Linked DNA regions of Homo sapiens: all the other regions are linked to region 5. Evidence: chromatin loops called from intact Hi-C (ENCODE). Cell type or tissue: endothelial cell of umbilical vein. All regions are shown on one strand. Region 1 overlaps LMNB1 (lamin B1). Region 2 has its middle 24 kb from the start of PRRC1. Region 3 overlaps MEGF10 (multiple EGF like domains 10). Region 4 overlaps MEGF10 (multiple EGF like domains 10). Region 5 holds the start of LOC105379162 (a long non-coding RNA gene).

Region 1 (5,000 bases), 130 kb after region 5:
TAAGTCTTTATGCTACCTAGACAGCTACACACCTAAGTGTGGTGACATGGCCTAGTGCCTGACCCTGAGCAGTAAAGGTACTGAGGGTCCAGAAGAAGGAAGGGAATACTAAAAACGCACTTAGTTGGGACCCTGTCTTATTTATTTATCTTTCTCTTCCTGGTAGTACATAGTAGATACTCAGTAATGTCTGCTGGATTAGGTAAATATGTCTCAAAACTAGGGACCTGGACTGAGCCTTTCCGCACCGTCTCGAAACTCTCCTGTGTACCTGTGCATAAGAGTGCATATAAATGCCACTGTACATTTGTGTGGGTTAGAAAAAGCAAAAGTGTGTTCATAACCTCTTATGAGAAGAGACTATAAATTACTTTGCACCAAGGGCGGTAGCTGACTCTTGAGTTCTCTTCAGTGCCTGGTACAATGCCTGCTGCCCACCTGCTTGTGAAGGCTGTGGTGGCTTGTACAGGCACTGCAGGGCAGATCTAGATTGACTATTTGGGTCTCAGAATAACCTGGGTCCTCTGTAACAGAGGCTGAGTACTTATCTTTTCATGAGTTGTTATATTAAAGTAAAATTGTAAGCACTGCTTTCCTGTGGCTTGCTTCTTTCATTTTTTAACAGAAATTTTATTGAGTATCCCCACCCTATACCAGACATTGCCAGGCACTGAGGATCTGAAGGTAATCTCATTTTACCCACATTCCAGTGTAGGAGACAGACATGGAATCTTAAATTTTAAAAAGATGTATATACCATGCACCATATGAGAATGATGCACCAAGTGCTGTGGAGCCCAGAAAGGTACATGATTTTTTTCTGCTAGGAGAGGTAAAGCAGGGAAGCATTACAGAGGAAGGATGACATTTGTTCCATCCTTGGTCTTAGTTTCCAATGGCAGTTGGTTAGGAATTAGATGGAGTTAGGAATGGGAATAGATGGCATGGAGTGGGGGAGAGTGAAGTCCGAGGCTCAGAAGGTCTTTAGGACTTAGACCTGAAGGGCTTTCTAGGGGGACTGCCATGCCAAGGAGCTTGCATATTTCTTGGTGGTCAGAAGTTTTCAAACTGTTTTGCAGAAAACTAGGACTGTTGGGATGGGGCTTGATGGGACACTGGACCCTACACTGTATCTTCTTTTTTTTTTTTTTTTTTTTTTTTTGAGACGGAGTTTCACTCTTGTTGCCCAGGCTGGAGTGCAATGGCACAATCTTGGCTCACCGCAACCTCTGCCTCCCGGGTTCAAGCGATTCTCCCGCCTCAGCCTCCTGAGTAGCTGGGATTACAAGCATGTGCCATCACGCCTGGCTAATTTTGTATTTTTAGTAGAGACTGGGTTTCTCCATGTTGGTCAGGCTGGTCTTGACCTCCCAACCTCAGGTGATCCGCTTGCCTCGGCCTCCCAAAGTGCTGGGATTACAAGTGTGAGCCATTGCAGCCAGACTATATATATATATATATATATATATATATAATTTTTTTTTTTTTTTTTTGGTGGTAGGGTCTCACTCTCTCACCAAGGCTGGAGTGCAGTGGCACGATCAGGGCTCACTGCAGCCTCGACCTCCTGGGATCAAGTGATTCTCCCGCCTCAGCCCCTCTAGTAGCTGGGACTACAGGCATGTGCCACCACGCCTGGCTAATTTTTTTTATTTTTAGTAGAGATGGGGTCTCACCGTGTTGCCCAGGCTAGTCTCCCTTCCAAAGTGCTGGGATTATAGACGTGAGCCACCGCACTTGGCCAAGAAGTAATTTATAACAGAACAATTTATATTTTCATAGAACAGTGTTTTATGTGACTAAGAACTTGACATAAAATGAACAGTAGAAGCATTAGTCATGATTGAAATTAAAGCTCCTATAAAATTTCCACTGGTATCATTGGGTGGCCCTCAGGGTACCACAAGTAAATACTCTCTTCATCCCCTGTCCTCCTTATCTTCTTTGGTTTTTATTTTTATGGAAGAAATCACCATATTCTAGTCATCTGGATGTACTGCCTTGGGTTAATTTTTGGCTTCTTGTGTTTTCTACACTCCACAAGATGTTGAACACAGTATCTTTCACTTGGTAGTATGACATCTTGAGTTTTGAGCTATTTGCATGTATTACTTATTAAATCTGTGAAGTCAAATAAACAAGAACAATACTGCATAAAATATGCCGATTTTACAGGTTGTTCCATACAATAACTTGTAAAGTTGACATGCTGTTTTATGCAGTATCATTCTTGCTGGACCATTTTGGTCCCTGGAAGGCACAGGTCATTCTCCTGCCATGAGGCAGGATCACATTGAGAAGTACCACATTATGACCTGAGCTTTAAAAATTACTGTTTGTAATTGTTAAGTAATTAATTTTGAGTCAGTAGCTTTTGTAAGTATTGTGTAATACTGCATTTAAAATATGGTTTTATTTTCAGTCATATGTCTTATGACATGTATCCTAGCCCTTCTGGTAGTTTTATAGTGGGGCAAAATAGAGACTCCTTCACAAGTGTCAGTTCATTCCTGTGGAGACCCAGCACTTGTGTGAACTAGGCATTTTGGTTGTAAATTATTACAGTATGGGATTTTTTTTAACAGTTAATTTTTTCCTCTTCTGGACTAGTCTTCAGTTAAAGCCTGCCATCGTGTGGTGTTTTAAAGCATGAGATTTAAGCATGTGGCATGACTGCTGAGCTTTTATGATGAGTAAAAAGTGAATACTATTAAATCTTTTCATATGTGATCAACATTTGGCCAGTTTATTTCTTCACTTTATTTTAATATTACAATATTATTTTGAAATTTTTATTAATTAAAGATTCCTCCTTTAGCCAGTCCTCAAACATCAGTAAGTAAAAGTACTCTTTTACTTTTTTAGTTTATTTTTAAGATCCTGTTTCTCCAAGAAAAATACAATAGCAGTTTTAAGAACAGGTATTAATAATTTTGATGTTATTATTATTTTTTGAGACGGAGTCTCACTCTGTCACCCAGGCTGGAGTGCAGTGGTATGATCTCGGCTCACTGCAACCTCTACCTCCCGGGTTCAGGCAATTCTCCTGCCTCAGCCTCCCAGGTAGCTGGGATTACAGGCACACCCCACCATGCCCTGCTAATTTTTGTATTTTTTATAGAGACAGGGCTTCATTTTGGCCAGGCTTGCCTCAAACTCCTGACCTCAGGTGATCCACTTGCCTCGGCCTCCCAAAATGCTGGGATTACAGGCATGGCCCACCATGCCCGGCAATAATTTTGGTATTATTAAGGCTTCTCTGTGTAACTACTGTTAATAATTATTTGGATGAGAGAAATACTGACCTTTAAAATATAATTATTGGGCAAAATATATCCAAATGAACTATAATTTTATAATGTAGAACTCCATTTAAAAAAAAGTGGTTATTTAGAGGCCGGGTGCAGCAGCTCATGCCTGTAATCCCAGCATCTTGGGAAGCTGAGGCTGGCAGATCACTTGAGGCCAGGTGTTCGAGACCAGCCTGGCCAAAATAGGCAAACCCTATCTCTACTACAAATACAAAAAATTATCTCGGCCTAGTACCGCATGCCTGTAATCCCAGCTACTTGGGAGGCTGAGGCATGAGAACCACTTGAAACCAGGAGGCAGAGGTTGCAATGAGCCGAGATCGCCCCACTGCGCTCCAGCCTAGGTGATGGTGAGATGCCATCTCAAAAAAAAAAAAAAGTGATATTTAGAGAAAAAGAAACTTCAGTTTGAACCTCAGCTTGTTTTTTGTTTTTGTTGTTTTTGAGACGGAGTTTCACTCTTGTTGCCCAGGCTGGAGTGCAATGGCACAATCTCGGCTCACTGCAACCTCTGCCTCCTGGGTTCAAGTGATTCTCCTTCCTCAGCCCCCTGAGTAGCTGGGATTACAGGCATGCGCCTCCATGCCTGGATAATTTTTTTGTATTTTTAGTAGAGACGGGGTTTCTCCATGTTGGTCAGGCAGGTCTTGAACTCCCAACATCAGGTGATCCGCCCACCTCAGCCTCCCAGAGTGCTGGGATTACAGGCATGAGCCACCACGCCCGGCCTGTTTGTTTGTTTTTTTGATACAAGGTCTCTCTCTGTCACCCAGGCTGGAGTGCAGTGGTGCGGTCTCGGCTCACTGCAACCTCCACCTCCTGAGTTCAAGTGATTCTCCTGCCTGAGCCTCTCGAGTAGGTGGGACTACAGGCATTGCGCCACCATGCCCAGCTTAAGTTTTTGTATTTTTTGGTAAAGACGAGGTTTTACCATGTTGGCAAGGCTGGTCTCGAACTCCTGACCTCAAGTGATCCGCCAGCCTTGGCCTTCCAAAGTGCTGGGATTACAGGCATGAGCCACCGTGCCCGGCCCTGAACCTCAGTTTTTTGGTAGTTGGTTTTATAAACTGAAATAATTTTTATGCAAAATATTAGGGAGGCCGTTATTTATTGTTACCTCTATGTAACAAAATGGGAGGTACTTGCAAGCTTGGGGTCAATTAGTTCTTACTAATATCAGGGGAGTTTCAGTATCATGCATTGGGTTATAACATTACTTTTTAAAATAACCTTTTCTTCTCATTTAGTGTAATTTGATTTTCTTTTTTTTTTTGAGACTGGGTCTTGGTCTACTGCCCAGCTGCAGTACAGTTGTGCAGTCATGGCTCACTGCAGCCTCAACCTCCTGGGCTCAAGCGATGTCCCCGCCTAAGCCTCCCAAGTAGCTGGGACTACAAATGTGTGCCACTGTGCCAGGCTCTTTTTTTTTTTTTTTTTTTTGTAGATTTGGGGTCTTGCTATGTTGCCTAGGTTGGTCTTGAATTCCTGGTCTCAAGTGATCCTCCCACATCAGCCTCTCAAAGTGATGTGATTACAGACGTAAGCCACTGCGCTCAGCATGATATCCTGACTTACAGTTCCTGTATGTTTTGGCTTATAATATGCATTATATTTAAAAAATGAATTTTCATTTCTTCAAAAATATCCTGTGTTAGTGTGCCTCTTTATAGAACAAGGGGGACATGCAGT
Region 2 (5,000 bases), 820 kb after region 5:
CAAACATTGGGAAAAGTATACACATTTAAAAAATCGAATTAACCATCTTGGGCTAATGTGTGTGTGTGTGTGTGTGTGTGTGTGTGTGTGTACATAGCATAGATATAGGAATAGATATGGATAAGAATGTGGCTATATTTGTTTGTATCCTTATACATGGTATATTGAACTATCAAGCTTGTTGCAAAGTGCAAGGAGAAACTAACTAATCTTTCAACTTCTAAAGACTTTGCTCCTGAATGAAATATTGACAAGTTTTATAGCTCTTCTAATCATTTTCATGTGATAAAATACAGCATAGTCAAATATAAACCCTACATTCTCATCCAATTTTAGATGATTCTCCTTCCCCAGCTCAGCTCACATGGGTTCAAAAACTTACAACGAGAAAGCAGGACGTGGTTGGCTTCTTTCCTCTTTCTTCGTACACCCCCTTCTCACTTGCTGGATGTGCTTTTGGTCAATGGGAAGAGAAGGAAGGATATAAAAGGGGCATTAAGGAGAAAACAATTTTTCAAGGCTCACAGGGTCACAATCTGGTATGAAGCTTTGCTTTGTATTCCACACGCAGTGCTCTTTCTTTTAAAGGCAGTTTTGTAAAAAACTGTGAAAGATCCCGCAGTATTGCTCATGCATACAGCTTACAAACCCTAAGCTTAGCTACTAGATTCTAGCAGCTCACCCTACTGTTGTGGCTACCTATTCTTCTAAGTAATACTTTTAGGTAGTATGTCCCTCCCAAGTAGCCATAAAATCTTGAGAGAAATGTACATTCACTTTTGCCCTAACAGACTATGAAAGTGCAGTCCATTTCTAAGCAGATCACTTTGGCTCTAACTTTTAGAATATATTTACTCATGAACCCCATACCAATTACTGTGTCCTCAAATTCTAGGGAGCATCTGTCTTGCTCTTTGATTGTTTCTGTCAATATATGTCCCTGGCTGGGATTAAAATGAGAGTAGCATTAGCGCCACATCTAGATGGAGACGAGAAACATCATGATTCTCCAATTTTCTCTTTAAAGAAATACTGTACTTCTTTTCTTCATCTTTATCATCCCATAACCAATTCTCTAGCCTGGTTTCATACAGCATTTGAAGCGAAGGATGATTTAAGTTTTGTAAACCCAGTCTCACATTATCTTAGAATGCCCAGCAAACATGCACATTGAGAAGCTGAGACTTTAGCTGAAACATCAAGATAACAAAAAAGTCACAGCTAAAATCTTCTCTTTCTCTTACACATGCGCACACACACACACACACACACCTACCTGCACCCAAAATTTGAGCCTTAAAAAAAAACCAAACATAATGTAGACCCATTCTTGTATCTCAATGTAACAAAATTAGAAATCAAAAAATAAAGATAAAATCCTCATACAATTGGAAAGTTTAAAACACAGTTTTAAATAAGTCATAAATCAAAGAAGATAATGGAAATTAAAAAATAATTAGAACAGAATTACCAAAAAATCCCTGTGGATCAAAATTTGTATACCTAAAATTTAATTTAAACTAAAATATAATTACATGGGGAAAATTGCCTATATAGAGTAAGGATTTAACCTTTACTAAATGCCAGTAAGATGTTGCTTATAGATTTTGTTGTATTAGATCATGTATATTCTTTGTGTCTTTTTAGAAAGCAATTCATTCCTTTTAAAAAATTTTAATTTATGAGAATCTCTAAAGTAATTTCTTATTCTTCACATGGTTATAATGAAAACGGACTGTTCTCTAAATACTGCGATACTTCAATGACATGTTTATATTATTTAAGTAATTCGTTAAAAGCAATTTATTCTCTTTTTATTCTCAGGTAGACACATTAGGGTAAATCTCCTGCATTTCAATTGATCTTTAAAAAAAATGAGGAAAATTCAGGGCCTTAAGAATAAAGTGCTAGCAATGACAATCAAGTGCTGAAAGCAGAGAAAGAAAAATATATGTATATATATATTATTTTAAAAGCTTTGAGCTCCCTCTAATGGCCTTTGGTAAAATTCCCAGAAGCAATAAGACAACTTTACTTAAGTAATAAATCTCCAATAAAGATGTTTTAAGAACATCTTCAAAATGTTCAGATTGCTGTTTTACTTTAAGTAGAGCATTCATTGTGGGGAAAAACTGAGCATATCCAAATGTTGCTGTGGGAATGTCCTTTCCTGTCTACCTGTTATCCTGTTACTGATGAGAGACACATTTTCTCTCCCCCTAGTGGATGTTTACAAAAATGACACAAAGATATTACCAAACTAAGAGATTAAATTATTGCAATCAGAGAATTTAGATAGCACTAGCTGAGGCTCTTGACATGATTCAGCCTAACCTGTCATTTTGTGCTAGAGGAAATACAACAAATTTATGACTGTGTCATGGTCCAGGGGCACAGGCTCACTAAAATACTGAAGCAAATTTTAGGACTATGAACAATTTCCTTCACTCTACGCCTTACTTCTCCTTAATAGGGTTCCTGTACAACAACAGGAATTACAGTGGAAAGAACTGCAAACCTCAGGAATGATTTAAGAAGTGTCCAGGGAAATCCAAAGACAACAGAGGAGACGAAAACAGGGACACCAGAGGAAACTTTAGCCTCTGACAGAGCTACTGCAAAGAGGAAACACAGTCGAACTCCCAGTCATATAAAACCTCACACTAAAGACATAAAACCTCACACTAAAGACATAAAACTAAAGACATAAAACCTCACACTAAAGACATAAAATATATAAACCATAAAACCTCACACTAAGGACATGTTTATCTGTTTTTTTTACCCAGTACTTCATATTTAGCTTTCATCAAAAAATTACAAGGCATGAAAAAAGGTGAAAACCACAGTGTGAAGAGACAGAGCAGGCCTCACAACTAGACTCATATATGGCAGAAATTTTAGAATTATCAGACTTGGAATCTGAAAGAATTCTGAGTGATATGCTAAGGGTTCTAATGGAAAAAGTGGACAACATGCAACTACTGATGGGTAGTGTAAATACAAATATGAAAACTCTACGAAAGACTCAAAAGTAAATGCTATTATACAAATTAAAAATCCTGCAATAGAAGGGAGGAATGCCTTCGATTACTTATCAGTAGACTGGACATGGCTGAGAAAAGAATCAGTGAAATTAAAAATATATCAGCACTAACCTGCACATTGTGCACATGTACCTTAAAACTTAAAGTATAATAATAATAAAATAAAAAAATAAAAAATAAAAATATATCAGTAAAAACATCTCAAACTGAAAAGCAAAGAGAAAAAAGAATGAATAAAAACAGAATAGTATACCCCAAAATTGTGGGACAATTGCCAAAGGTATAAATACATATAATGGGAATACCAGAAGGAGAAGAAAGAGAAAGAAACAGAAGCAACATTTGAAGCAATAATGACAGAGAATTTTCTCCAAATTAATGAGACACCAGATCACAGATTCAGGAAGCTCAGAGAACACAAAGCAGGATAAATATCCCCCCAAAATCTATACATAGGCAAATCACATTTAAACCACAGAAAAGCAAAGACAAAAATAATGGCTTAAAAGAAACCAGAGGGGAAAAGAAACCCACCTTACTTATAGAGGAGCAAAGATGATAATTACATCAGGCTTTTATGTAGAAACCATGTAGGGCCCAGCATGGTGGCTCACATCTGTAATCCCAGCATTTTGGGAGGCTGAGGTGGGAGGATCACTTGAGTTTAGGAGTTCGGGACCAGCCTGGCCAACATGGCGAAACCCCATCTCTACAGAAAATACCAAAATTAGCCAGATGTGGTGGCACACACCTGTAATCCCAGCTACTCAGGTGGCTAGGAAGCACAAGAATCACCTGAACTCAGGAAGCAGAGGTAGCAGTGAGCTGAGATCATGCCACTGTACTCCAGCCTGGGTGACAGAGGGAGACCCTGTTTCAGAAAGAAAGAAAAGAAAGAAAGAAAGAAAGAAAGAAAGAAAGAAAGAAAGAAAGAAAGAAAGAAAGAAAGAAAGAAAGAAGGAAGGAAGGAAGGAAGGAAGGAAGGAAGGAGAAAGAAAGGAAAGAAAGAAGAGAAAGAGGAAGGAAGGAAGGAAGGAAAGGGAAGGGAAGGGAAGCAAGGAAGGAAGGAAGGAAAGAAGAAAGAAAGAGAAAGAAAGAAAGAAAGAAAGAAGGAAGGAAAGAAAGAAAAGAAAAGAAACCACGAGTGAGAAGACAGTGGTGCATAATATTTAAAGTGTTGAAACAAGAAAAACCAACCTAGAATTCTGCACCCAGCAAAATTATCTTTCAAAAGTGAAGTAGAAATAATTTCTCAACAAATTAAAAAGTAGGGAATTTGTATCCAGTAGACCAGTTGAACATGAGATATTCTGAAAGTCTTTCAAAAAGAAGGAAAATCATATAGGTCAGTAACTCTGATTTACATAAAGAAAGGAAGAGCATTAGAGAAGAAATAAAGGAAAGCAAAATAAAATATTTTATTTTTCTTAGTTGATTTAACAGATAACAGTTTGTTCTAAAGAATAACAGCAATATTGTACTCAGTTTGGGGATAGGGAAAAGAATAATAGCAATGTTGTAAGGGATGGGAGGAAAACATTGGGAATTTGCATTACTTGTGAAGTGGTATAGTGTTATTTGAAAGTGTACATGGGTTAGTTGTAATTGCAAATCGTTAACTCTAGGACAACCACTAAAAAATAAAAAGTGAAAGCATAATTTATTTGCAAAGACAGGAGAGAAATGGAATTGTATAAAATGTTTATCTAAAATCACAGAAGACAGAAAAAGAGTGGAAGACAAAAACAGGAAACAAAAAATAAGGGCAACACATAGAAAACAGTAACAATTATGGTATATATTAATCCAATTATACCAATAACCATATGAAACATCATTGTCTAAATATATCACTTAGAAATAAACTGGATAGAAAGACGAAAACCATTTGGTCCCACTTGTATGAGGAATCTAAAACAGTCCAACTCATAGAAGCTAAGAGTAGAATGATGG
Region 3 (5,000 bases), 770 kb after region 5:
TCCAGGGGTACCAGTGATGGTTACACTGACAGGAATGGAACTCTTCTGCCTCCTGCTTATGAATTACAACCTCCTTGCAAGAGCCCTGTCTTGGGACTTCAAAGAAGCTCTTGTGGCAAGCTCAGATATGTACTATTCACTGTATTCTCTGATGGCTCAGTGTCATTCAAGTTTAAACACAAATATGTTGGAGGCACGAGCCTCCAAGTGTTTCTCTTCAGCAGCCTCTTGACTCCTACTGTCCTCCCTCCTCCCACAGGATGTCCTCTAGGGTTTTATGGAAAAGATTGTGCACTGATATGCCAATGTCAAAACGGAGCTGACTGCGACCACATTTCTGGGCAGTGTACTTGCCGCACTGGATTCATGGGACGGCACTGTGAGCAGAGTAAGTATGAGAGTGTGGCATCACTGGGTGGTATTTTTTTCCTCTAGAATCACATTTCCTAGATGCCAGGAAATATTAAGGCAGAATTCACCACTCCGAGGTTGTTTGAGCTGATGGCTGGTTACTTCTCAGCATGACTGACTTCCCCTCCCAGAGGTCAGGCCTCCCTGGGATCATCGCTGGTTACTCACTGCTCTGGGCGGAGGAGGTGTGACTACAAGAATGAAGACAGAATTCAAGTTTTCCATTCTGTTCTTTTGGGCTCTCCCTTCCTCTCCTTCTTATTTTTGGAATGTGGCTGCTCAGAGCCTTAAAAGATCCAGTCGAGCTTTCTTCATGGCAGAGGCAGAACCCGGGTCTCACATTGGAGGACAGTACATTCGGTGGGGAGGAGGGCTGGTGGCCCAGGGCCAATCCCTGTTGCTGGTGAGGGAACACATCCATGCAAACATTGCCACCCTTTCAACAACCTTCTCTAGATCGTACTTTTATACTGCTTCCATTAACAACTTCTCATCTTAGTCTTAACAACCTTCCAGACAACATACTGCCTTAAAATTTTGTTTAAGTCCCACTGGGGGAGAATATGCCGTTGGAATTACTCATCCTTATTTTTTTATTTCCACCCCACTAGCTATGCATCCCCTCACAGAGTTATAAAAACATTAGTCTTAATAAAATTGAATATTGCAAATTAGTTTATTATTCCTTTCCTCTATGACTTTCTTTCAGTATTCACGATAAATAAATAAGGGCTTAGGGCTGTATCAGACCCACTTTCTTATGATAAAACCTTTTGGGCGGGAAAAGGTGAAGAACAATTCCTGTTCACCAGAGGTTGTACTCTTGGGAAGGATCTGCCAAGATTATGGCCATAGGAGTGGTGTGGCCTGGAAAGATTGATCAGGATAGCAGGACTCTGACAATAAAGCACCCCTCCCCACCCCACTCCACTGGCACCTCACAGAGCCACTCTGAACCTGGTTGCCTCAATTTTATGTGCTAAACCCTAGGGTATTTTTGCATATCCTCTTTCTAGCAAATATAACAAAAGTGACGTCCAGGAATCAGCTCACAACAGAGACAGCCCAATTTTAGTTTTGCATCACTGTTTCATTGAGTCATGAAAACAGATCCTGACTGAGTGACACAGTTGCATACATAACTCTATTGTGCATATAAATATTGTGTGTTTGTGTATAAATGTCTAAATATGCATGGAAACCAGAATAGGCTCAAAATTTTACTTGAATGCCAGATGACTGGTTAAGGTCTTATTAAATAAGAAAACCTCTTAAGTGCTTCCATGATTACTCTCAACAGCAAATTAAAGTGTCCCTATTTTTGGAGACTTCTCCCAATGCTTATTTGTAAACAGAAACCCTGTGTTTGACAGAGAGTTCTAATAATAATAGCACATTGCCCCCTGCTGCTCACTTTATGAAAAATATCAATATTTTGTCACGAAGATTTTTAGATTTAACATGCTTACACTATCCTTTGAAATTCATGCCTAACTCTTATTAAGACCGCATAGTAAGAATCCTATTACTTTCGTCTTCAAGACTTCAACAAAATCCAGAGTTTGAATCACTCCATAGCAAATGAAGTTCTTACCTAGAAAATCAGCAAAACTTGTTGTTTGCATCTTCCCCTATTCCTGGCTAATTCAATTGAGAATGTGCGTTTATGAAGATCCCTGAGCCTACAGTAAAATATATATGTTCTCAAGAAAGCATCTTTAGTGCTCTTCAGTCTAGGCCCCTTCCAGCCTACAGTTTTGCCTGGTGGACTTGTATCAAATTGCCCTTAGTGATTATCTTCATCTGTTCCATGGGAATTCCACAGACTCTCCATATACACATCATAGAGGTAAGTATGTAGCAGCTGAAAGTGTCAGGAGCTCTAATGTTGAGCAGCCCTGTCTCTAGCCCTGTGCAGTCTGGACTGTGAGTGCCACCATGATTCCAGGAATGCTGTCCAGTTCTGGGACACTCTTGGGGGTACAAGTCAGCCTCAATAGGAATCCCCTGAAAGGACTCAGCTCTAGATGTGCAGGGCTTGCAGTCAGAGACAGCCTTGCTCCAAATTCCCAAGGTTGGAAAGCTACATTTGACTTTCCTTCTCTAGAGTGCCCTTCAGGAACATATGGCTATGGCTGTCGCCAGATATGTGATTGTCTGAACAACTCCACCTGCGACCACATCACTGGGACCTGTTACTGCAGCCCCGGATGGAAGGGAGCGAGATGTGATCAAGGTAAATATACTAGCTAATGTTTGTAGCACTGCAGTATTGTGTGAACACCATGTACCAGGCAATGTGAAGTATTTTCACTTATGTTATCCAGCAGAATCTTCACCACAACTCTAAATGGCATAATTGGTTACTTATTTAATTGCCAGATGAATGCCTTATTGTTGCTGTCCTGCAGATAAAGAAACAAAAGCTTAGAGAGGCTGAGTAATTTTCCCAAAGTCACATAGCTAATACTAGAATATGTCACAGCTTTTGTGCCAGATTTTTGTTATTCCAAAACTCATGAACTTTCTACTGGGTCTATGATTTTTTTTCAGCTTTATTGAGGTGTAATTGATACACAAAAAACACACCTATTTAATGTGTACAATTTAATAAAATCTCGACTATCTATATACCTATGAAACCATCACCATAATAAATGAAATATCCATCACCATGTGTTTCCTCATGCCCCTCCCTACTTCTACCACCCCTTAAGCCCCAGGTAATCACTCATCTCTTTTCTGTCAGTATAGATTAGTTTTCATTTTCTAGAATTTTATATAAATGAAATCATACTGTACTCTTTTGGGTCTGGCTTTGTTTACTCAGCATAATTATTTTGAAATGGAACCATGTTGTAGCACATATCAACAATTCAGTTCTTTTCATTGCTGAATACTATTCCATTGTATGGATATACTATAATTTGTTTACCTGTTCATGTGCTGATGGACAGGTGGATTGTTTCCAGTTTGGGGCTATTACAGATAAAGCTGCTATGAACAAGAGTGAATCCAGTTTTTGCATGGACATGTGCTTTCATTTCTCTTGGGTAAATACCTAGGAGTAGAATAATTGGGGTATATAGTAGACATATGTTTAACTTTTTGTAAAACTTGTGCCCCTGGTTTTCAATTGGGGTGTATGTCATAACGACCTGGGAATAGTTGTCAGGTACATGGTCCTATTTGGGAAATTCCGATTCCAGGGTTGGGGACTTTGAGAAAGTGCTTCTGATGGTTCTGAAGCATGCCCTCCAGAGAGCCACAGCTCTTACTGCATGTGGTACTCCCTGGTAGGCAATAAGCAGTTGGGCTATAAAAGGCTTTAGAAAATTGATACACTGTTGTAGATGGAGTAATCTTAAACTGCAGACCATGTAAATATTTACAACATTTAATTTCTTTGGTAAAATGACTTTTACATGCTTATGATTTACATTTGACTGTCATAACAATAGAATGTGATCTTTCATTATCACGTCATAATTACAAATACTCTGTAATCTCACTACATTATCCTTGGTGGTCTGTGTTTCAGGGCAGATTGTTTTGTAAAAAGGTCCTTCAGCATTTAGAATCATAAAATCATAGGAACATTTACTTGAGCTGGAAGCAGTGACATGGAGGCCTCTTTTCTCATTTATAGATGATAAAACTGCAGCCTGAAAGCTTAAGTGAAAGTTCAGAATATCTAGGTCAATTTTTTTAGATGCCAGATTTCTTGAATCTCAACCCATGCCTTTAGCGTTATCACTTGACGGACCATAAGGAAGAACTATGTAATGCCCAATTTTGAATTTAATGAGTAAGGTATTAGGGTAATGCTATCAGGTATTATCAGGACAAATCTTTCTGTCATGGAAAATAACTTTGCACAGAACAATATCTTCTGAGGTAAAAGACCCATTGAAATTAGCAAAAGGTAGATCCTGTTCTTAGACTAGATTTATAATGGTGTTATGCTTGCTTGGAAGGAAAATTACTCTTAGAAATGCTAAGGATAGACATAAAATTTGGTTAAGCAGTTGGGACATTTAGCATTTAACTCTGCATAAGCTCAGTATTGAATAATAAATAAAGCAAAATAAAAATTAGATAAATTGTTACCCCAAATTAATTGCCAGTCTAAGTATTTAATCGGAAATATATAAGAAGCTCTCAAATCCTACTGTTGAATCTCTTTGGGTTCAGAAAATCCTGTCTCTTTCTTTATATTTTTTTAGGGACAGGGTCTTGCTATGTTGGCCAGGCTGGTCTCTAACTGCTAGGCTAGATCAGTTCTCCCGCCTCAGTCTCCTGAGTAGCTGGAACTCCGGGCACGCATCACTGTGCCCAGCTTCTGTCTCTTTTTGAGGCTTACAGCAGCCTTTCTCTGGGCATGGATAGGCCGACAACATCTGACAATGAGGAATGTTTGCTTTTTCTTCCTGCTCTGTTTCCAAATTAATGTTTTATGAACTGAAAATATGCAGGCATTAGCACAGAAGGAGGTTTTTGTAAGTAGAGATCAAACGTTTATCCAGCACATTGTCATCCTTTCTCAAGTCTCTCTTCTTTTTCTAGCTGGTGTTATCATAGTTGGAAAT
Region 4 (5,000 bases), 640 kb after region 5:
GGTCAGTTTTGAAGGAGGGAGAGAAGGCAAAGAGGGATGGAAGTCAGAGCAAGCAGCCCAGGTCCCACTTCTATCTTAACTGGCACCAGGAAAAAGTGCCTTCGGCTGGCACAGTGGCTTGTGGGCACCAGGCTTTGCTTGTTTGCCATATAAATCCTGGTCATAACAGAGACCAATGCCATTCAGGCAGTGAGCAGGAAGCTGCTTTTATGGGGAGCTTTTTGGCACCGTGTCCGACATACACTCCAGTCAATCACAGTAAAGGGCCTAATAACAGATGTGGTGATTAAGCCTGAAGAACTGTCTCTATTTTTTCATTTTTGTTTCAGAGAATAACAAAGTGCTTCATTAAACCCCCAATCGCACAGAGTTTTGAATTGGGCATACTGATGTGGTAAAAACTTACATCTCTGTAAGGACTTTCTTCTGAAGTTCTTATCAGCAAGGATGCCTCAGAGGGAAGGTTGGATCCTTTTAGCCAGGACAGTTATGTTCTTTCTGGGTTGTGCTTTGCACTCCAATACCAAACCATATGCAGAATCCTGGGGTACAACCAGTTTCCTATAAGTACCTTGGATATAAATAAACAGTTTTAGCTTTTGTGTGCTTTTGTAAATGTAAAATGTTCTCTGACTCTCTTAGGTTCAATTTTACTGCTTATAGCAAGAAATTAACTATAGCTTTCAATCTTAGAAAGGTTTCAGATAACCTGAAACCATGGTAAATTACCATATTTTAATAAGATAAATTATCTTGAAAAAAATTTAATTACATCTGAAAAGGTCTGTCTTTGATTGTGGCAGTTTCTAAGGCAAATGTCTTCATTAAGGTTGTTTTTCTTTCTTTTTAAATGATGAACATGAATCTGGCTCATCATTAAAGGAAATTAATCTAAGAATTTAATGACTTGGGACAGGTAGAAAAAGTATACGTTCTCAACAGCAAGAACACACAGCTGAAAACTTTCTCTTTAGCTCTTCCTGGATTGTGAAGGCTGGTTCTCTGTGACCCTGGGGCTCTTGGGAAAGGATGGCTGTCTTTCTGACACGGCTCTATGGGATCGTGTAGATTTGGAAGCCACATCTATATCCCAGAGATAATTTTTTTGTTTGTTTCTAATTCCATGTAGCCATAGATCCACTTTGTAAGATTATTGCTTTATTATCTTTCTCCAAATGCATACTTCTGAGTTTTCAGGGTACCTCCAAGAGAATTTGTAGTTGACTAGATTCTCTTAACCTGACCCATAAAGCATATGATTTATGGAGAAGAATCAAGATTTAATTATAATTTCAATTCTTGTGTTAATAAAGCATAAACTTAACCTACTCATCCGATTAGCCTAAAATGTAATTTGTGTGTATTTAACATTTGTACACACTTATATGCACGGACACATATAAAAACAGTACTAACCTTTATGGCACTTCATATTTGTTTTCTCGTCTGAAACAATATTTACAATTCACTTTTTACTACCTTTATCCATTTAGACAACCTTTTCCTCCATTGATGTTAAACATGTTTCTTGCTAAATGTAAAATCAGCAATGTACAGACTCAGATTTTGCCACATTAAAATTTGTTTTAAGAAACCACCCCTATATACACCTTGTATCTAAAAGTGAGAACTCCCAGATACATTGGGGAAGACTTGTGGTCAGGCAGACACCTCCCTCAGGATTATTCAATTGCTGAAAAAGTAAAGCTTTTCTTTAAATAAGATTCAGAATAACTTCCTTATAGTTTTTCCTAAGAAGGGCAAGACTTTCTGGGATGATACACCTCATGTTTTACTTTCGGTTCCATTGCTGGTGGGGAGATATTTCTGTAGGTTCGGGGAGATGCCTTGAAGATGAAGTGGAAAGTTGGCCAACCAAGGGCGGCCCTGAGCTGAAGCGCCACCTCCTGGCGGAATAGGTCACTTCAGGGATTGTTTCTCAGTTACCCAGGCTGCCTGCTGAGGCATCTGTTCTCCCCAGTTATGGATCCCACTCTGTTATTTCTCTCCCACCTCACCCCTCTGGATCGGTTGTCTGGGACTCACAGGATATGATCTCTTGACTCTCCTCAAGTGCTCAATATACTTTAATGTTTCATGACTTTATAGATCCTGGTATTGTTCTTACTTAGCAACCGTATATTGATCATCTATATATTCTTGCAGATGGGGAGAGAAGTAGAAGTCAGGGAGGAGTAGAATAGGAGACAAGACAAAACCATGGGCTCTGCTTTCAAGGACCCAACAGTCTAGTTGAAGAGGTGGGATTGGTTATGTCAAAAGATGACCAGCAGCCCAAGGCAATGGAGAAATATCAGATGAAGGATGTGGAGAGTTGGTTCCGTTAGAGATTTCTATGCAGTTTCTAGTGAAAAGACTAGAGAATTTTTACTTATGTCCTGAACACACTGTTAAGTAGATCTTGGATGAGAAAATAAATTATTGCAAAGAGAGAAGTAAGTTGACAGAAAGCTTATGTAATGGTTTGAATTTCAAACAATTAGGGAGGCTTACATGTTGGACTAAGGGAATTTTAGGAATGAATCATAGGCTCTTTCAAATTAGCGGGATATGAAAAATATATTCCAGGCAGGAACTATTTCTACCCTTCATAGATTCTTCAATTGAGATATTCTTCATGTATGGTTTACATTCATTAGATTTTATTTTCCTGTTTAAGTTAAATGATTAGGAAGTTTAAAATCTTGAACAAATGACAGTAATATAGTTTATGGAAACTGTATTTATAAGAAGGAAATGAATGTATTCATTGTGATGGGGTGCACTTAATTTTAAGTGCTTTTGGCTGCTGTTGTTTCCAATATTTGCAGTAAAATGAAGATACTGCTATTAAAGACTTTGAATCTTAAAAAAAAGGAGCTGAGGGAGAGAATTTATAATAAAGGCAACAGGGAAATGACATTTGATGAGGACAAGAACAGAAGAGATTAAGGAAAATGTCAGAGATTGCAAAGCTTGTGGCCCTGCTGAGTTCAGAACTCAGTGTTAGTTCAAAAACCTTTAGCTTCCTTAGTTCAAATTGCCCTTAAAGAGTTATCAGAACCTGCTTAAAATTAAAGGTTTTTTCCCCATAAAAACTGTAATTATCTTGATATTAATGTTCCAGTTTATTTATGTATTTATTTTTAACATTATACTTGGTGTGCATTTATGCCCACCTGTGCATAAAGGAAATTCTTGCCTTATTTAGGTAATATACAAACACTTATGTACATTTGGGGTCCATTAATATATTTTAAAATTTATAATCACAATGTGACCTTCATCAAAGACCATCACAGATCTTAATTCCTTCTCAAAATTAAAACTTAAAAATATATGAATCTTGCCGGGCGTGGTGGCCCATGGCTGTAATCCCAGAACTTTTGGAGGCTGATAGAGGTGAATTGCTTGAGCCCAGGAGTTCAAGACCAGCATGGGCAATATGATGAGACCCGTCTCTACAAAAATACAAAAATTAGCCAGGTGTGTTGGAATGCATGTGTAGTCCCAGCTACTCAGGAGGCTGAGGTGAGAGGATCCATTCAGTTTGGGAGGTTGAGGCAGCAGTGAGCTGTGATTGTGTCACTGCACTCCAGCCTGGGTGACAGAGTGAGACCCTGTCTTAAAAAAACAAACCAAAACAAAATAACCCTTTTTCTTTCTGTCTATATTTCAAGCATATATTTTGAATCACTTTGTAATAAAAATCTTTTTATTTTCTAAAGTGTGCTAATCTAACACTCTAAGAACATGTTGAAGCAGAGCAGTCTTTCAGTTGCTGTAGACCGTAGCAATCTGCTAATTACTGAAGGTTCATCCTAGGGTATATTCCCACACATTGTTCTTTCTGGTGAAGTTTGCTGAAATGGGTCCCTGTACCAGGCCCACAGGCAGGCCCCAGGAATTGTGCTTTTTATCAATGGAGATGCAACACTTCAGAAGACGCTTTAGTGCAACAAAAGTCTGCCATATAAGTTTGGTGCCATTGCACCTTTGCTCTGCCTCCTTATCTTGCTTTATTACTTCCTGCTGGCTTCTGCTGCTTGACTCCCAGCCCCTCCTGGATGCTCCCTTGCTGCTGTCAAATGTTTGCTCATAGTCACCTCACCTTGCCCTCAGCTGATATGAATACCATGCCTGCAAGAATCATCACCAATGCAGCCATGTTTGAGCAGGTCCAATTATTGACAATACAGGAAGGCTAATGAGTAGAAAGCCTTAAGCTTTAAATGAATTTACAGAATGATTAACTATTAATTAAGCCATTGAAAGTGCCCATACGTTCTTTTCAGAGACTACATATTTTTTATCTCTAATTAAAACAAATATCCCCCAAACAAAACTTTCAGTGTTTTTTCATATTTGTAATCACTGGTATTGCAATCATTTTGTTTCAACTCTAGGATTTTCCACTGCAGTTGTATATTAGCAATTAAATGATAATCTTGACCTTCCATTTCTGCCTTTTAAATATTAAGAATAATGATTTCAGGGTTCCAGAACAAGTGATTTGCATATTCTGAGCTTTATTTTTCCTGTGGGCCATACATTCATTCAAGAATACCAAGAACATGTAGAGATGAACAGTGTACCATTCTGACATTAAGGAGTCTGGTAGCTAGTGGAGAGATGAGCGGTGTGGTGTGTGTTACTACTCTGACGAAGAACACATCAGCTACTCTTGGGATGTTTCAGGGTGTTACAGGAGCAAAGAAGAAGAATGACAAGGTTAGCCAGGGAGCTCTTCTAAAAGAAAGTGACAGTTGATCCTTAAAGAATGAGTGAGAATTAAGTTGAGCAGATAGTTAAGGGCATTCCAAGAAGGAACAGCATGGGCGAAGACAGAGGAGTGAAAACCTCTAATGTTTGGGGAAAATCAAGTACCTGAGAATTGTTCAAGCGACATATACATGAGTTTGTTGAGTGATGAGGCTGGACTCAGATATCTTGAGTCTTAAATGCCAGTTTGAATTTTACCTAAAAGGCAAGCTCTCAAA
Region 5 (5,000 bases):
GAGGTTAATTAAGTCCTGTTGTGGGGTTTGAGGACCAGAATCCAATTTTTGGAGTTTTTTTCTAATGTCGGGAGGGGTCGGGTAATAAAATGCATATTGAGAATAAAACGGCCTTCTGTCCTCTCTGGGTCTTGGGCAGTAGAGCATCTAAGGGTTGTTGTCAAATGGGCCATGAACTGGGCTGGGTTTTTATAGTTGATGAAAAAGAAAAAAGAGCCTAAATGCTAACTGATTTGGGAGAGGTCGGTTAAAGAAAAAGGAGCATTAACCGTGACTATGCCTTTAGCTCCAGCCACCTTTCTAAGAGGAAACTGTTGGGCAGGTGGGGGAGGGCTAGTCCCAGAACGAAGCTGTAAACCAGACCAGGTGTGAGGAGGGGAGGTGATAGAATGATTATAGGGTGGGGGAGGGGAGGCTGAGGAAGAATTGGGACCTGGCTACACCTGGCGCGGAGCAGCCTGGGGAGGAGGGGAGAGGTCAGATGAGTCCGTAGGAAAGGAGGATTCAAAGGACTCAGAGCTTGGAGTGGAGACTGAAGGAACAGACAGGAGAGAAAGAGGAAAGATTTGGGAAGAGTCGCATTGGGAGCAGAGATTAGGAAGGGACCGATGTGTAAAAGAATGCCTGGACGTCAGGCACCTCAGACCATTTGCCCATTTTTCGACAAAAATTATCTAGATCTTGTATAAGGATCTTGTATAGGATAGACAAATCGAAAGTGCCATTCTCTGGCCACTTGGAACTACTGTCGAGTTTGTATTGGGGCCAAGCAGTATTGTAGAAGAAAATAAGACATTTAAGTTTAAGTTCTTGAGAGAAGAAGGGGGAATGGAGGGCAGAAGTTTAGTGAAAAGACCGCTTACCCGATTTGAAATTGGTGAGATGTTCCTTGGGCTGGCTGGTCTGAGGACCCAAGGTCGTAGGTGGATCTCCTCATGGAGTGAGGGCGAGGACAGGGGGCTGGTCTCCCAAAGGAGTCCTCCTGTCCCAGGTTTTCAGCACCAAATGTCACGCACATCCACATGAAGATACCGCCAAACAGGCTTTGTGTGAGCAATAAAGCTTTTTAATCACCTGGGTGCAGGCGGGCTGAGCCGGAAAAGAAAGTCAGCCCAGTTTTTTCTTTTTTCCTTTTTTTTTTTTGAGGTAGAGTCTCACTCTGTCACCCAGGCTGGAGTGCAGTGGTGCAGTCGCAGCTCACTGCAACCTCTGTCTCCCGGATTCAAGCAATCCTTGTGCCTCAGCCTCTGGAGTAGCTGGGATTCCATGTGTGCACCACCACGCCTGGCTAATTTTTGTATTTTTAGTAGAGACGGGGTTTCACCATGTTGGCCAGGCTGGTCTCAAACTCCTGGCCTCAGGTGATCCGCCTACCTCGGCCTCCCAAAGTGCTGGGATTACAGGGGTGAGCCACCTTGCCCAGCCACATTGTTCAGCTTTTAAATTGAATGTCATCTCCTAGGGGAGGTAGAGCAGATGCTGCTGGGTGCCCTGCCCATACCCCCTCACCAGGCTGTGCATTCACCCTCCAGCTGCTACAGGCCTTGGCTGCTAATGGCTCAGGCCATTGTCCTTTCACAGAGGATTGTTGTTGGCTGAGAGGAGCCTCCTCCCCTAGAAGTGGGTCCTGAAGATGATGGCTGAGAGGTTATGTCCTCCTCCTGGAGGAGCCAGGGCCAAAGACTCACTGATGAAGAGATATAGCAGCCTTCTGGTCTCGGGGTGGGACAACTTCTGTGGTACAATTAACAGCTGAGAGCTTGCCGTGGGGATGAGGTGGAGGCTAAATTTCCTTTATTATTATTATTATTGTTTTTTTTTTTTTTTTGAGGCAGAGTCTCACCACTCTGTTGCCCAGGTTGGAGTGCAGTGGTATGATATTAGCTCAGTGCAACCTCCGCCTGCCTCCCGGGTTCAAGCGATTCTCCTGCCTCAGCCTCCCAAATAGCTGAGATTACAGGCACACACTACCGTGCCCGGCTAATTTTTTTATTTGTAGTACAGACGGGGTTTCACCATGCTGTCCAGGCTGGTCTTGGACTCCTAATCTCAAGTGATCCACCCGCTTCGGCCTTCCAAAGTGCTGGAATTACAGACGTGAGCCACTGCGCCCGGCCAGGAGGCTAAACTTCTGAAGTCATTTTGCCTAACTTTTTCCCTGGTGTCTTCTACTTTTCTTACTCCCAGCTTCCTTCTTAAAATCACCGAAGGAAGAATTCCTGCCTCAGTTTCTGCCCACCGGGGAACATAATCTAAAGGTAGTGACAGAAGTTGGCCTAGGAAAGTGACTAGATCTAGATTTGGACATTGGATCACTCGTCCACTAGATGGCAGTGAGAACCCCATCATCGGTGGTGGGAATTACTGTGATGATGCAATTGCTAAAATGTTCACCTGTAGTTTACTGGGGACGAAGTGTAGTTAGAAGTTGTGTTAACTTGTGGAATGGCTCTGGCATTTGAGTGTATGGAGAAAGCAGGGGAAACCTGGGCATGCAGGGCCACTGTACTATTTTTTCAACTTCTTGTGTGTCTGTAATTCTTTCAAAATAAAAACTTTAAAAACTGAAGATAGGCTGGGCGAGATGGTTCACACCTGTAATCCCAGCCTTCTGTGAGGCCAAGGCAGGAGGATTGCTTGAGCCCAGGAGTTTGAGGCTAGTCTGGGCAACATGGTAAAACCTCATCTCTACAAAGAAATACAAAAATTAGCTGGGTATGGTGGTGCATGCCTATAGTCCCAGCTACTCAGGAGGCTGAGGTGGGAGGATCGCTTGAGCCAGGGAGGTCAAAGCTGCAGTGAGCCATGATTGTGCCCCTGCACTCCTGCCTGGGTGACAGGGTGAGACCCTGTCTCAAAACAAAACAAAACAAACCACTGAAGTAAATAAATAGCAATATCATGAAAACAATATTGTATCCTAGGTGGACTAGTAAACATTAGTACCATCCTCAAGGATTAAAAGATGCAGAAACAATGATTCTCACATATCCCTATTTAATTCAATAACTTGGTTTCTGCAAAAATCAAATGAATTGTGCCAGATGACATGGACTACCAGAAACTCAACAAATAGTATCCCCATTTAAAGCTCTTGGACTGGAAGTATTATTTTTACTAGAACAGATTAACATAGATTTTGATATGTGGTGTGTAGCTATTGGACTGGCAACTATATAAATATAAATTAATGCAATTGAATATATTCATGACTTTGTGTCAGGACTATGTTAACGCTCCTATTCTCCATCACAATGCAGTCCAAAGGGACCCAGATCATGTGGCCATTCCACAGAATTTCACATTCAGCAGTTATGTTGATATGATAAGTGAACATAAGAAGTACCCTGGGTTGCTGATAAGACACATGCACTTCAGAAGGTAGAAGATAAGCCCTTAAAGGAGTCTGCCACATGCATTGGTGAAGTTTACAGGGGTCCAGTGCTCTGAGGCATGCCGGCACATGTCCTCTATGGTAAAGAACAAGCTATTGTACCTTCCAACTCCTACCACTAAGAAAAAAGCACAGAGCATGGTAGGCCACTATGCATATTGGAGTTATGTATCACACTTGGAGAACACTGCTTTGATTCATTTATTAGATGATGATGAAGGTTACCAGTTTATTTATTTATTTTTATTTTTATTTTGAGACAAAGTCTCGCTCTTGTTGCCTAGGCTGGAGTGCAATGATGTAATCTCGACTCACTGCAACCTCCACCTCCTGGGTTCAAGCAATTCTCCTGCCTCAGCCTCCCGAGTAGCTGGGATTACAGGTGCCCACCACCACACCTACCTAATTTTTGTATTTTTAGTAGAGACGGGGTTTTACCATGTTGGCCAGTTCATCTCAAACTCCTAACCTCAGGTGATCTGGTTGCCTCAGCCTCCCAAAGTGCTGGGATTACAGGAGTAAGCCACCGCCTCCAGCCTTAAAGTTACCAGTTTAAGTGAAACCCAGGGCAGAAAAAGGCTCTATAGTAGATCCAGTTTGCACTGCAAGGAACATTACCACTTGGGCCATATGACCAAGGAGATTCTAAGGTACTAGATGTATCTGTGGTAGATAAAGATGCAGTGTAAAAGCTCAAATATGAGAATCTCAGGGCAGATGAGAAGGGTTCTGGGGCAAGGCCAAGCCACTGGCAACAAAACTATATACCATTCGAAACACAGCTTCTGGGCCAGGCGCGGTGGCTCATGCCTGTAATCCCAGCACTTTGAGAGGCCAAGGCAGGCAGATCACTTGAGGTCAGGAGTTTGAGACCAGACTCGCCAGTGTGGCAAAACCCCATCTCCACTAAAGATACAAAAATTAGTTGGGCGTAGTGGTGTACACCTGTAACCCTACCTACTCTGGAGGCTGAGGTGGGAGAATCACTTGAACCTGGGAGACGGATCTTGCAGTGAGCCAAGATTGTGCCACTGCACTCCAGCCTGTATGACACAGCGAGGCTCCATCTGAAACAAACAAACAAACAACAACAAAAAAGCAACAACAACAACAAAAACCAGCTCTGGCGTGGTGGCTCACACCTGTAATCCCAACAGTTTGGGAGGCCAAGGTGAGTGGATCACTTGAGCTCAGGAGTTCAAGACCAGCCTAGCCAACATAGTAAATCCCATCTATACTAAAAATTCAAAAAATTAGCCAGGTGTGGTGGCATGGGCCTATAGTCTCAGCTACTTGGGAGGCTGAGGCATGAGAACTGCTTGAGCCTCGGGAGGCAGAGGTTGCATTGAGCCAAGATCAGGCCACTGCACTCCTGCTCAGGCAACAGAGGGAGACCCTGTCTCAAAAACAAACAAACAAAAAACCCAGCTTCTCACACACTATTGGGACCTGGAAGAGACTGATTATGAGACATCCAATGATCATGAAATTAGAGTGAGCTGCCTATTATGATCTACCAAGTCATAAACTCGCAGATGTCAGTGCATTCCATCATAAGGTGGAAACAGTACATCTGAAACTGGGATCAGGTAGGTCCGGAAGGCAC

The links. A loop is a pair of places that touch in the nucleus more often than their neighbours do. Peaks named below come from ENCODE experiments on the same cell type or tissue, not always from the same donor. Only the 100,000 strongest peaks of a DNase experiment are listed, where the experiment ranks them.
Region 1: a loop joins it to region 5, with 12 times the contacts of the local background. A loop is called at or near these places in 35 of 110 quality-filtered maps.
Region 2: a loop joins it to region 5, with 5 times the contacts of the local background. A loop is called at or near these places in 10 of 110 quality-filtered maps.
Region 3: it touches region 5 in a loop (10-fold over the local background); 3 of 110 quality-filtered maps call a loop at or near these places.
Region 4: a loop joins it to region 5, with 13 times the contacts of the local background. A loop is called at or near these places in 20 of 110 quality-filtered maps.

What each region holds. Positions count from the first base shown.
Region 1 is chr5:126,799,508-126,804,507 of GRCh38, forward strand. The region is part of intron 1 of LMNB1 (lamin B1); the gene reads left to right. Among named protein-coding and RNA genes, the nearest start is that of LMNB1, 25 kb to the left of the region's middle. In endothelial cell of umbilical vein, no CTCF peak of the experiment used is centred here; a DNase peak (open chromatin) is centred at 2,614.
Region 2 is chr5:127,490,935-127,495,934 of GRCh38, forward strand. No RefSeq gene overlaps it. Among named protein-coding and RNA genes, the nearest start is that of PRRC1, 24 kb to the right of the region's middle. In endothelial cell of umbilical vein, a CTCF peak has its summit at 2,196 (motif pointing left); a DNase peak (open chromatin) is centred at 2,137.
Region 3 is chr5:127,440,480-127,445,479 of GRCh38, forward strand. MEGF10 (multiple EGF like domains 10) reads left to right here. Exons shown (of 25, transcript NM_001256545.2): 18 at 260-388; 19 at 2,519-2,647; 20 at 4,978-5,000. Among named protein-coding and RNA genes, the nearest start is that of PRRC1, 75 kb to the right of the region's middle. In endothelial cell of umbilical vein, no CTCF peak of the experiment used is centred here; no DNase peak of the experiment used is centred here; H3K27me3 peaks cover 229 bases.
Region 4 is chr5:127,312,147-127,317,146 of GRCh38, forward strand. The region is part of intron 1 of MEGF10 (multiple EGF like domains 10); the gene reads left to right. Among named protein-coding and RNA genes, the nearest start is that of MEGF10, 24 kb to the left of the region's middle. In endothelial cell of umbilical vein, a CTCF peak has its summit at 1,921 (motif pointing left); a DNase peak (open chromatin) is centred at 1,865; H3K27me3 peaks cover 1,239 bases.
Region 5 is chr5:126,673,955-126,678,954 of GRCh38, forward strand. It overlaps LOC105379162 (a long non-coding RNA gene), which reads right to left and starts at 1,022. Exons shown (of 3, transcript XR_001742530.1): 1 at 864-1,022. RefSeq lists an enhancer at 1,165-1,759. In endothelial cell of umbilical vein, a CTCF peak has its summit at 2,327 (motif pointing right); a DNase peak (open chromatin) is centred at 2,347.